Linked DNA regions of Homo sapiens: region 1 is linked to region 2. A link is an interaction called in ENCODE POLR2A ChIA-PET data of the cell type or tissue named here. Cell type or tissue: Panc1. All regions are shown on one strand.

What was found. Peaks named below come from ENCODE experiments on the same cell type or tissue, not always from the same donor. Only the 100,000 strongest peaks of a DNase experiment are listed, where the experiment ranks them.
Region 1: POLR2A ChIA-PET joins it to region 2 with 5 read pairs; 2 of 35 experiments call an interaction of 5 or more read pairs at or near these places.

Annotation. Positions count from the first base shown.
Region 1 is chr2:46,002,078-46,007,077 of GRCh38, forward strand. It overlaps PRKCE (protein kinase C epsilon), which reads left to right. Exons shown (of 15, transcript NM_005400.3): 8 at 2,465-2,561. It also overlaps the pseudogene RPL26P15. Among named protein-coding and RNA genes, the nearest start is that of EPAS1, 290 kb to the right of the region's middle. In Panc1, no CTCF peak of the experiment used is centred here; no DNase peak of the experiment used is centred here.
Region 2 is chr2:46,114,953-46,119,952 of GRCh38, forward strand. The region is part of intron 11 of PRKCE (protein kinase C epsilon); the gene reads left to right. Among named protein-coding and RNA genes, the nearest start is that of EPAS1, 180 kb to the right of the region's middle. RefSeq lists an enhancer at 1,986-3,185. In Panc1, no CTCF peak of the experiment used is centred here; a DNase peak (open chromatin) is centred at 2,586.

The DNA.
Region 1 (5,000 bases), 110 kb before region 2:
CTGTCTCTATCTCTGTGACATTCTAAATATCAGTAAGAAGAGATCCATTTGCCAAAATGTTATTTTGGTAAGTCAGGGCCCACAGATGTAAACAGGGGGAAAGGCATCCGTAGCATTTCATTTGTAGGCTCTTCTTTAGCCCTGGCTCCTAGCCTAGAAAATTTAAGAGGTCTTTGAAAAGTAAGTTATGAGAAAATTAGAACCATGTTAACAGGGCAGAAAATCCGGGTGAAGGGTGCAGTGGGGCGTGGCCCTCATTGCCCAGTGGCGAACATCCTCAAGCCCCCTGCTAGAAAAGCAAGTCTGACTCTAGGTACCTCTGCAATCTTCCGCCTAAATAGTCTCCCTGAATTTTGCCCTGAAATGTCTTCTAAAGGCATTTCCTACATTTCCTGGTCATCTTGTCATGTTAGAAGCTACCCGTGGCTCTTCCATGTTGCTTCTCTTGTATAGGAAAGGTTGAAGGGTTCTTATTTTCTTAAACTTCTCCTACCCTGTTTTCTCAATAAGCAAAGCTGTTGTGCAAGGGTTGCAGAAAAAATTCTCTTCTCTCTGGTTGAGATAACTGAGACTTTGTGCTTTTGGTGGCTCTTCTCAGCTTTGTAAATTCCACTGGTGGAAACAAGACTTCACTTGTTGACCCAAGGCCCTGGAATTGCAAGCAGAGTATCAGTACCCAAGAATGCTAGGGCCCTGCTGAAGAGGCAAGCTGAGCAAACACTCTGTCATGACAACGTTATGCAAACACATTTAAAAGCTCTAGAGAGAACCCTTTTCAGGAGACATGGTTTTTATTCTTGTCTAGAAGTAAATTAAGACAGAATCTTTGTCATGAAACATTTGAAAGAAAACTCAGTACCTGCTGTCTTTGCGCTATATTTACATGGGTTGTCATGCCAGCTGTGAGACATTGTCTGCCTTGTCTTGGATTTGGAAGAACCAACAGGTAAGAAGCCAACATGGAGAAATTCAAGAAGGGGCAGGGTGGAAGGCTGAGGGACTGTAGTCCTGATATTTTTATTGCTGGGATGCTTCTGATGCCAAAATTGGGAAAAACCAAGTTGTAACTCAAGTCACTATGAGAGGTTGGGAGAGGAGTGCCCTTGGTCTGAAGCTCAAAGGCTTCTTTGCAGGAATATCAGACTTTCTGGTGTTTTGGTAGCCCTCGTGTTGCCCCTTGCAACTAGTCCATCATCCAGAAAGGATGTGTGTGCACAGCAGGTAGACCAAGAGTTAGTACTAAAAGGGAGCAGAAGTGTTTGTGATCTTTGAGTCTAAACCACTGATGTTAATGGAGACTCAAAGTGGATATGCCAGCATCTATGCGAAGGAACAAACCTCACTGGAGGTGTTCTATTAAAATTTACCAACAAATATCAATATATCTGAAAATATTTATTGAGCATCTATTATGTTTCTTACTTTGTGTAAGTCACTAGGGGCAATAAAAGTGCCGGACAGAGTCTTACCTTTAAGTATCCTATAGTCTACTTAAGTGGAGAACACCTCACAATATACACATAAAGATACTAACTATAAAAAGCTGAATAAGATATAAATAAGTGCCAAACAGGTGTTAGAGACAAGTGTCACATTGCTTTGCATGAGATAACTTGCATTGCTTGGATAGGTGGAGGGGGACGTTATGGAAGACATGGGGTGAGCTTTGCTTAGAAAGGTCAATTGTATTTGGATAGAATTAAAAGTGAACAAACTGAAGTCTCTTGTTTTCTTCCCTTAAATTGGCAAATGAAACCTTGAGTCTGTGCTTTCAGAATATCAATTCAGCAAGTAACACTGGGTATTAGGAACACTCTCTTTTTTTTTTATTTTAGCAGTTTTTAATGAAAGTTATATGTAAGATTTATTCCTGAATCCTCTCAATTGTTTTTTCCTTGCATTTGCCCTTCTCTTTTCCTACTTGGTGAGATGTGGCTTTCCGTTCAAAGATCTCTTTGCAGTCTTTGTCCAGCTTTAGCCTGGTGATAACCACCTTGCTGGGGTAGATACCCACGTGGATAGTTGAACATTAGCCTTTTCCTGCTGTACCCGTCCAATGTAGATGATGTATTTCTTCCTGTAAACCTGGACTACTTTTCCAGCTTGCTAACCTTTATGGTGTCCTCGCACAACCCGAACTACTTCATCCTTTTGGATGGGGTTGGATCAAACATTGTACCTCTGTCTCAGCTCTTTGGAATGAGGGGAAGACATCATCCTTCTGTGAATGTAGGGAAGGTGCACTGAAATTCCTTTTGTGGTTCTTGCTCTGGTCAGACGTCACAGAGGGATCGAACTTCATTTTGGCTACTTTGGCGATGGCTGCAAGAGGACAGAGATCTACTGAATTCCTGCTGCTCTGGGAACTCTCATGGCTCTTATACGGCATCTTGATGCTTTTGACATCAGAAAACTCTCAACCCTCCCTTCTGATGCCTCTGTCCCTGCTTTCTCTCCTCTCTAGCTCATTGCTGGTGCCGAGTCCCCGCAGCCTGCTTCTGGAAGCTCACCATCTGAGGAAGATCGATCCAAGTCAGCACCCACCTCCCCTTGTGACCAGGGTGAGACCCTCAGATTTGCTTCCTGACCTCTGAGTTCTGCCATTGGATGGACCAAGGAGCTCTGAGGCCTCTTTAACCAAGAGTGAGCTTGTTAGCTGAAATAGCTAGCAGCCCTGGTGGGTTTTCACACACCCGTTGCCTGTTGATTTAACAGTTCTTTCATTCTCCAAGACCTTCTTGAGGGCTGGGCACTCCATGGCCATATCTGCCTTAATTTCCTTCCAGGCCAGGGTAAGAGGAGAGCGAGTGTATGATGTTATGGTTATCTGTTTTCCCTTGCCTCTGTCCCTGGTTCCAAGTGTACTGCAGAGAGAAGGGTACAGCTCCCTCTCTTAAAGCTCTTGCCTGGCCCTAGACCTGTCAACACCACTCCCTTGAGTTGAGTTTGACACTCCCTCCCCCATCATCATACCCAAAACCTGAGATCAGCTTGAGTTTGGGGCTGGGTGAGGGAGGATGTCTTCTATCCTGGCCTTTGGGTGGGTGAGGATAGAAAGATGAAGCTAGAGGAGAGACTGAGAAAAGAAGTGGGAAGGAGGCCAGTCCTAGGCCTGTTTCCCCTCTACAGCTCCAGATATCTCCTTCTGTCCGACTGTGCTTCAGACAATAAGTTCTGCAGACATAATTTGCACAATAATAATTCTGCAGCCATCCGAGAATGATGAGGCTGAGGAGGGACTTACACTTGCAAAACCTCCTGCTCTCGTGACCATTATCAGATATGCCTGGTAAGGGACATATGCATCTGCAGAAGAGGAATAACCATCACAGCCTGACAATGGTGCCTTGGTTTTTCTATATCCCTTTTTGTATTCATTATCCTAATTTTATGCCCATACCCACTCTATGTTGGTGCTTCATTACTGTCCCCCAGGTTAGTGAGTGGGAAGTGGGAGGTCAGAGTGTGGAAAAGTTCTGTCCCAAGGTTTGGAGATAAGTCAGTGGTAAGGGCAAGACTGTACCCATGCTGGCTGAGGGACACACTCTCAGAAACCCTGCCATCAAACCTTCCTTGGAGGTCACCACCATGACCCAGACCTTCTTACCCAGGAGTAAATAAAAGAGCTTCGGGGGTCATGCACCAGCCCTGAGGCCACAGAATAATTGGTCTCAGTCCCTCTTCGTGCTACTCCAATTAACTTTCTGTGTCTTTATACTCTACCTCATTCCAAATGAGATTTGAAGCATTCATAAGTAGCCTGATGTACTCTGGGGCTGCAGAACTTGTAGCTATTTTCCCAGACCAGTTTGGGGGTTTTCACGTGTTCCTTTCTGAGGCTGAGATCCCCTTTGGGAGCTTCAGGGAGACAGGGTCATATAGAAAAGAGACCCCAGGTAAGAGTTCAGAGACCAGGGTTTGTAGGCCTGGCTCCTGCCCTGCATGCTCTCTGGCTCTGAGCTCTGCCATTGGATGGATACAGTGGCAGGATACAGCGGCCCCAGGGCCTCTGTTCATCCCACTTGACACAGACGCCAGGATTTCCCAGTAGTGATGTTAGCACAGATGTCCCTCTGAGCGACATTATTACAGAACAGAAATAAGACATAGTTTCTTTTTCTTCCCTTGTAAAGACACATAGAAAAACCTTTTCTTCAAGCTTTGCTGTCCCCAAACAACTATGTTTTGCCTTCCAAAATTCATTTAATAACTGAGGCTTTTAGCTCTATTGTGAGATTAAAAGTTATTTAGTCAAGCTAAGTGATAGGTGGATAACTGCTGAACTGGCAAGGGGAGTGTCTGCAGACTCAGCAGCTTTCCCCGTCTTCACCCTCCCCAACACGTCTCAGAGGAGCCAAACTCCAGATCTAGGAAAGATCTCCGGATTCCTTGAGTAAGCCCTTATGGGACTCTGTCCTTCTGAAAAGAAGCTGAAGATCTCTTTCTGTCACTCATGCCTAATTCTCATTCCCAAGGGTTAATAGGCTATGTTCCCCTTCCATAATCCAAGTTATTCACAAGCATCATTTAAAATCGGATTTTGCTCAAGATGCCCATTTCCACACAGAAGAGTGCGTGTCTTGATGAATGAGTTGCTAACAGTAAAGCTTCTTCAAATAGAAAAGGTCAGAGGATCATCCAGCATTATCTCCCCCAGGTAATTCAGGTCATAAGCTCTAGAGCGGGGCACAAGACTGTCTCGTAGTTGAGAAATTGTACTGAGAAATTCCCGCCCCATTGGAGATAAGTTTGCAACATGTCACTTGGGAAAGCAATTCTTTTGTTAATAATAAGCCCATTGCTCATTTTGTTAGATAACCTTGTGTAAGATGGGTATTTAGAAGAAACCCGGCAACAAGGCTGAGTAAAGGTTTTTAGAAGGTATGAAGGTTTCTACCTTCAGTGATCAGCCACCGTTCTGATGGCTCAGTTGTTGAAATAATTATATCACCAGTGATTACTGTGATGACAGTTCTTGATTCGTTGTTCTCATCTTCAGA
Region 2 (5,000 bases):
ATTCTAGAAGGTCCCAGGAACTCTTGTGCCATTGACCTGGGCTGGTGAGGACATACCAGGACAGTCCCATGAAGGTGTCCAACCTCTCCTGAGTGGCCCTCCACATGAATCAGGCTGCTATAGAATTGTTCCATCTGATGTTCCTGCTTGATCACAGTGTAGCGCAACCGTCAGTTCTAGGCACTGGCAGCTTCTCTTTGGATTAAGGTGGCAGGGAAGTAGTATTTCACAAGTATCAACTGTGCAAAGAACAGAGGTGCTAAGCTCAGCCTGTCACCTTGGCCTCTTGCCATCTGGTCTTCTGCATTTCCATAGGACAGACATTCTCAGGCATTGCTGTCCATCCTGCCAGGTCCCTGTGAAGCAGGGGGAGTGATTTTGCTATTGGCAGGAGTCTAAAAACCTAACATTTTTTTGTACAAAGAGAAGCACATCTCATAAAACCCAAATTCACAGTGAAAAATTTTCATTTAGTCTATCTTGCTCAGAGATTTGAGCCACCAAACACATGGCTGGAAAAATAAGCTGAGAGGGGTGTAAGGAACCCAGAAGCCCCATTTCTCTTCAAGCTCCTCAGCATTCTCCAGTGGGGAAGCCTTTATCATCTAATCTCATGCTGTGTATATACAACATGGTATCTGGCCATTGCTGCATGCAGCAGGCCAGATTTTGAAAAGATCTCTATGGGCATCAGTGCTTGCATCAAAGCTCCCAAGTTCTTTTTGTGTATTTGTCTAAATTATAAATCAGTGTTTTAGATGGAAGCAAGATTCAGAGGTATAATTAAGCCAGCTTGGAACCAGACACAGGCTGCTTTCCCCGTTTGTAATTAGCACCCCATCACAGAGGGTACCAGGTACCCCGGGGAACTCGGCTGAGAGAGAGTGACCCCACCCTTTGCCTTCTGTTTTCTCTTTGTATATGACTCTTCATCTTTGATTTTCTTTTTGATATAAGACATACAAATTTCCTTACTTTTAGATGCCTGTGTCAACCAAGGGCCTAAAGTTACAGAGGAAAGGACTTGCTTTATAATGTTACAGGGCAGGAGGATTGGGGTGAGGTTTCTCCATAAGGTGAATGATCATTTTCCCAGTGGCTTATGGGATTTTGGAGTGTGGGTACAGATGTAATGCTTGCTTAGTCTCGAAATGTTTCGTTTTTATTAGTCTTGTCTCCCCAACCAAATTGCTAGCTAGCCCTTGGAGATCAGAGACCATGACCTCACCTTCTCTTGGATCCTCCAAGGTACCCAGCTTAGGGCTGTGTCCAAGGGAAGCCAACTTCAGAGAGATGACCACACTCCTCTATGTTGGAGAATGTCACGTGAGAGTTGCTTTCTAGAACTTCCCAGGAAACAGTGTGCACAGATGGGCATGAGCTGCCTTGACACTGCAATATACAGGATTCTAAAGTAAACATCCCTGTGACCAGTAATAAGCAATTTGGTAACTGTGACCTGGTTGCTTTCATCCTAGTTTCAAATAATTAGATGATTAAGAAAAATGTGAAAGGAGATTGGAGAAACTGCTGAGGTCACTGTTGACACTTTGAATCAATGAGGAAATCAGAAGGCTGGGTTACCGTGAGTATGTGCTCCCCACCTCTACTGTCCGCCCTTAACTGAAATCAAGTGGGTCCTTGGATTGATGGGATTTGGTCTGTGTAGCCTTCATTTGCTTGTTAGCCAAGTTCATGGTTTATACATCTGTCCCCACCCTCCTCTGTGGCTGGCCAGAGACGCTAATTCAGTCATCACACATGGTGCTGTTCCTGAGAAGGATGCCTGTTCGGAGAAAAAAAAAGCCCCTTGAAGGTCTGGCTAGAGAAATAGGAGGAGTAAAAGCATCCTATACTGAAATGAGGGAAAGGAGAAAGAGTAGCACTGAGAGTGTACTGCAGCGGTTAGGTCTGGGAGGGGAAAAAAAACCGGAGAGCAGGCATTTCACTTGGAGAATCTAAAGAATTGCAGGGTGGTTTCTCTTGCTATTGTTTGAAGGGAAGCCAGCAGTCAAGAAAATTATTGGTCAAATTTCACAGAAGAAGGAACATGACACAGAGGATTTTAGTTTTAATAGCTCAGAATCAAATCTGATGTTTCAAGGAAAGTGAAGAGAACAATTGACTATCAAAAGTACTGGAGAATCTGCCACTGAGCTCTTCCCAAAAGCAAGTGAGGGCACCAGAGGGGTGGGAGTTTCTGTCCTTTGCCATAAGGAAATAGACTGACTTTTTTAAACCAACATACCAGAGTTTACACATTCAAATGAGTATTGTCCTCTCCTTTAACTGTCCTTTTGGGAGACTTCATTCTCAGGGCAAAAATACTGCTTTTACATTGAATACATCTACATGCCTCTCTAGGTTTTTATTTGACTACATAGTCTCTTTTGTGGCTAATAATCCTGCTTTGGGAGTAGATCTGATTTCTGAAAATCATTTTGTATCCAAAATAATGTAAGCCTGTAAAGGAAAAACCTGATTTTTCTGAGTTGGCTTTGAAATGATGGATTCTGAAATTAATTCTACATGAGGTCCAGAAATCACATGGGCAGAGATTTCCGGGCTCCCCATGGTACCTTCTGGGGAGCCAGAAGTTCAGCCAAGCTGGGTGATTACTCACCTTTGAGTCAGACACTCCTGGGATGGGATCCTCCCTTCACATGTGGGTCCTAAGCCAGTTCTTTTTACCTTCTGATCCTCAATTTTCTCACTTAAAAGCTGGGATAGTAATAGTATCTACCTCACGGGATTACTGTGAATATTAAATGAGGTGATACTTGGGAAAACACATAGGAAGGGCTTAGTAATTGCTTATTATTATTACTGATCCCTTACATTGCCATAATGTGGAGCCAGGTACATAGTAGGTAATCACTGAATCTTTGTCAACTAGTTGCAGGGTTGTTGCTAAGGATGTCAGGTTTTGACTTGAAAGTACACCTGTATTTAAAGAGTGGGGTCATCTGAGGTAACTCCAAGACTAGAAAAACATTTCTAATCCTCAATCCTGTAAAACACTTCAAAATGGCATTTGTTCACCTCTAAGATCTACCCTAGCTCTAATAGTCCATGAAATCATGATGCTGAATTACATAAAACAAGGGGATTAATGTGAACAATAAGAAAAAATGTTGACCAATAGCATGGATAATTGAAGAATAAATGGTCAGAACCAGGCAACTCTAGAGGAAAAGCTTAGAGGACAGTTTCGTGGAATTATCAACTGGAGAGACTCCTTTGAGGTTGTTTAGAATGACGACATCATTGTTTAACTTGAGCATGGGAACCATCACCAGGAGGAAACCTACCTGAAATTCTACACTCAGAAGAGTTGGCACTTGGGTAGCTGTGGGACACGGTGGAGAAAGAAACTACCCAAAGTTGGCCAAAGAGCTTGTCACTGTTCTACAATGATCTCAAATTGGTAAAGGAGGTTTTCACAGCTTTTCCAAAGGTTTGAAAAAGAAAATAGCTACTGGTGGCTGTGAAAACACTGCATTGGCTGCAAAAATCAGTGTGATCTGGTATCAGAAGCAAGGTGTTAAATATTATCCAAAAAATGCAGACACAATATACTCTTCATGGAAAGCCTTGGACTAACAAAAGAGAAAAATGGAGATGAGACTATTATATGATAATCACTGCCTAACAACTGGCTTCAATAAGGAGGCTCCCCATGCTGTTGTAACCACAGAATACAGAGCATGAAGAAATGGACTTAAGTTACAGCCAAAGAGATGGAGGATGAGACCTAAGGAAAAAGACTTTCTTACCCTTCTTGAAGATAAAGCATAAGAATGAAGATCCCTAGAGATGGATGGGAGTCGCTGTGGAATCTGGCAGTTTGGGCGTTGACCTGTCCGATAGCAAACCCAGAGCAATGGCCCCAGGGAGTCTGGGAGCCTCCAAGAAAGCAGAGACTTCACCCAAGAGTCTCATTCGAACAACCTGACTGAATCTCAGCCTGCAACAGATGGAGCAAAAGTTCCATCTTAGGATGCTGGAGACTAAATGGGTTAGAAGTAGAGGGGGAAGTGCACGAACTCGGCTCCAGGAGGAAGAGAGCAAATGGCCCATGGAAGTTTTCCTATCTCTGGCTCCTTGGAACCATGGAGTCAACACGATAAAATTAGCAGAGCTAAGTAGGCAGATTTGTGGGGTTGGAGGCATAATTGGTCCTGTTTTTCTCTAGTCTTGACCTAACTGAAGTTCACTGGGTATGTAATGGAAAAAAAACAACCAGCTTGATATAAAAATACAGGAAATGCCTGCAATCACTGCTGATTACAGTAGCAGCTTTCCTTCTGTTATTTTTGTGAAAGAGAAAAAAAAAGGGGGGGTTATTAGGGTGTTTTTTTTTCCCTTTCCTAAACTTTGGAAACAACTTGGGCTATTAGTTCTTTTTAGGGCATTCTTTACTCTAGCTAAATGATGTCACTTAATCTTTATAAATAAAGTGGGTGGGGGGAGACATTCAAATTCTTATCATAAATAAAATTCCTGAGTATAAAATACATACAAATGGTTCTAAATATGGTTTATTGGCCCTAAGGGCTTGTGTTTTCCGAATTCCCCTAATTTCTAATCTTTCTAGGCTGAACAGGATAAATTGAGTTTTTAGTGTAGTGCCTCATTTTGCAGTATGGTTTGCATTAGTGCTAGGAGAGGAACATTGTTTCCAGCAATTTATCTCCCAGAAACCATCTCTGCTTAGCAAGTGAAGAAATATTTGCAAAGAGACTCTTTCAACTAGTGATTGAGAAACACGCATTGTTCCGGCAGCAGAGAGACAGTACGTAGATTCTCACTAAAATGGAGCTTGTGAGGAACACTCCACCCAGTGTGTTAGTATCACTACTTATATCTTAATTTTGGCTTCAGGATTCTCAACTCCCGTTGCTAGAATTTAGATAGAACTGTTGAAGTCTGTAATGATAATGTGTCTTTTAAAATGTCACCTTGGAATTTGTTGGATTCTCCTGGCTTTTAGTTGGCGG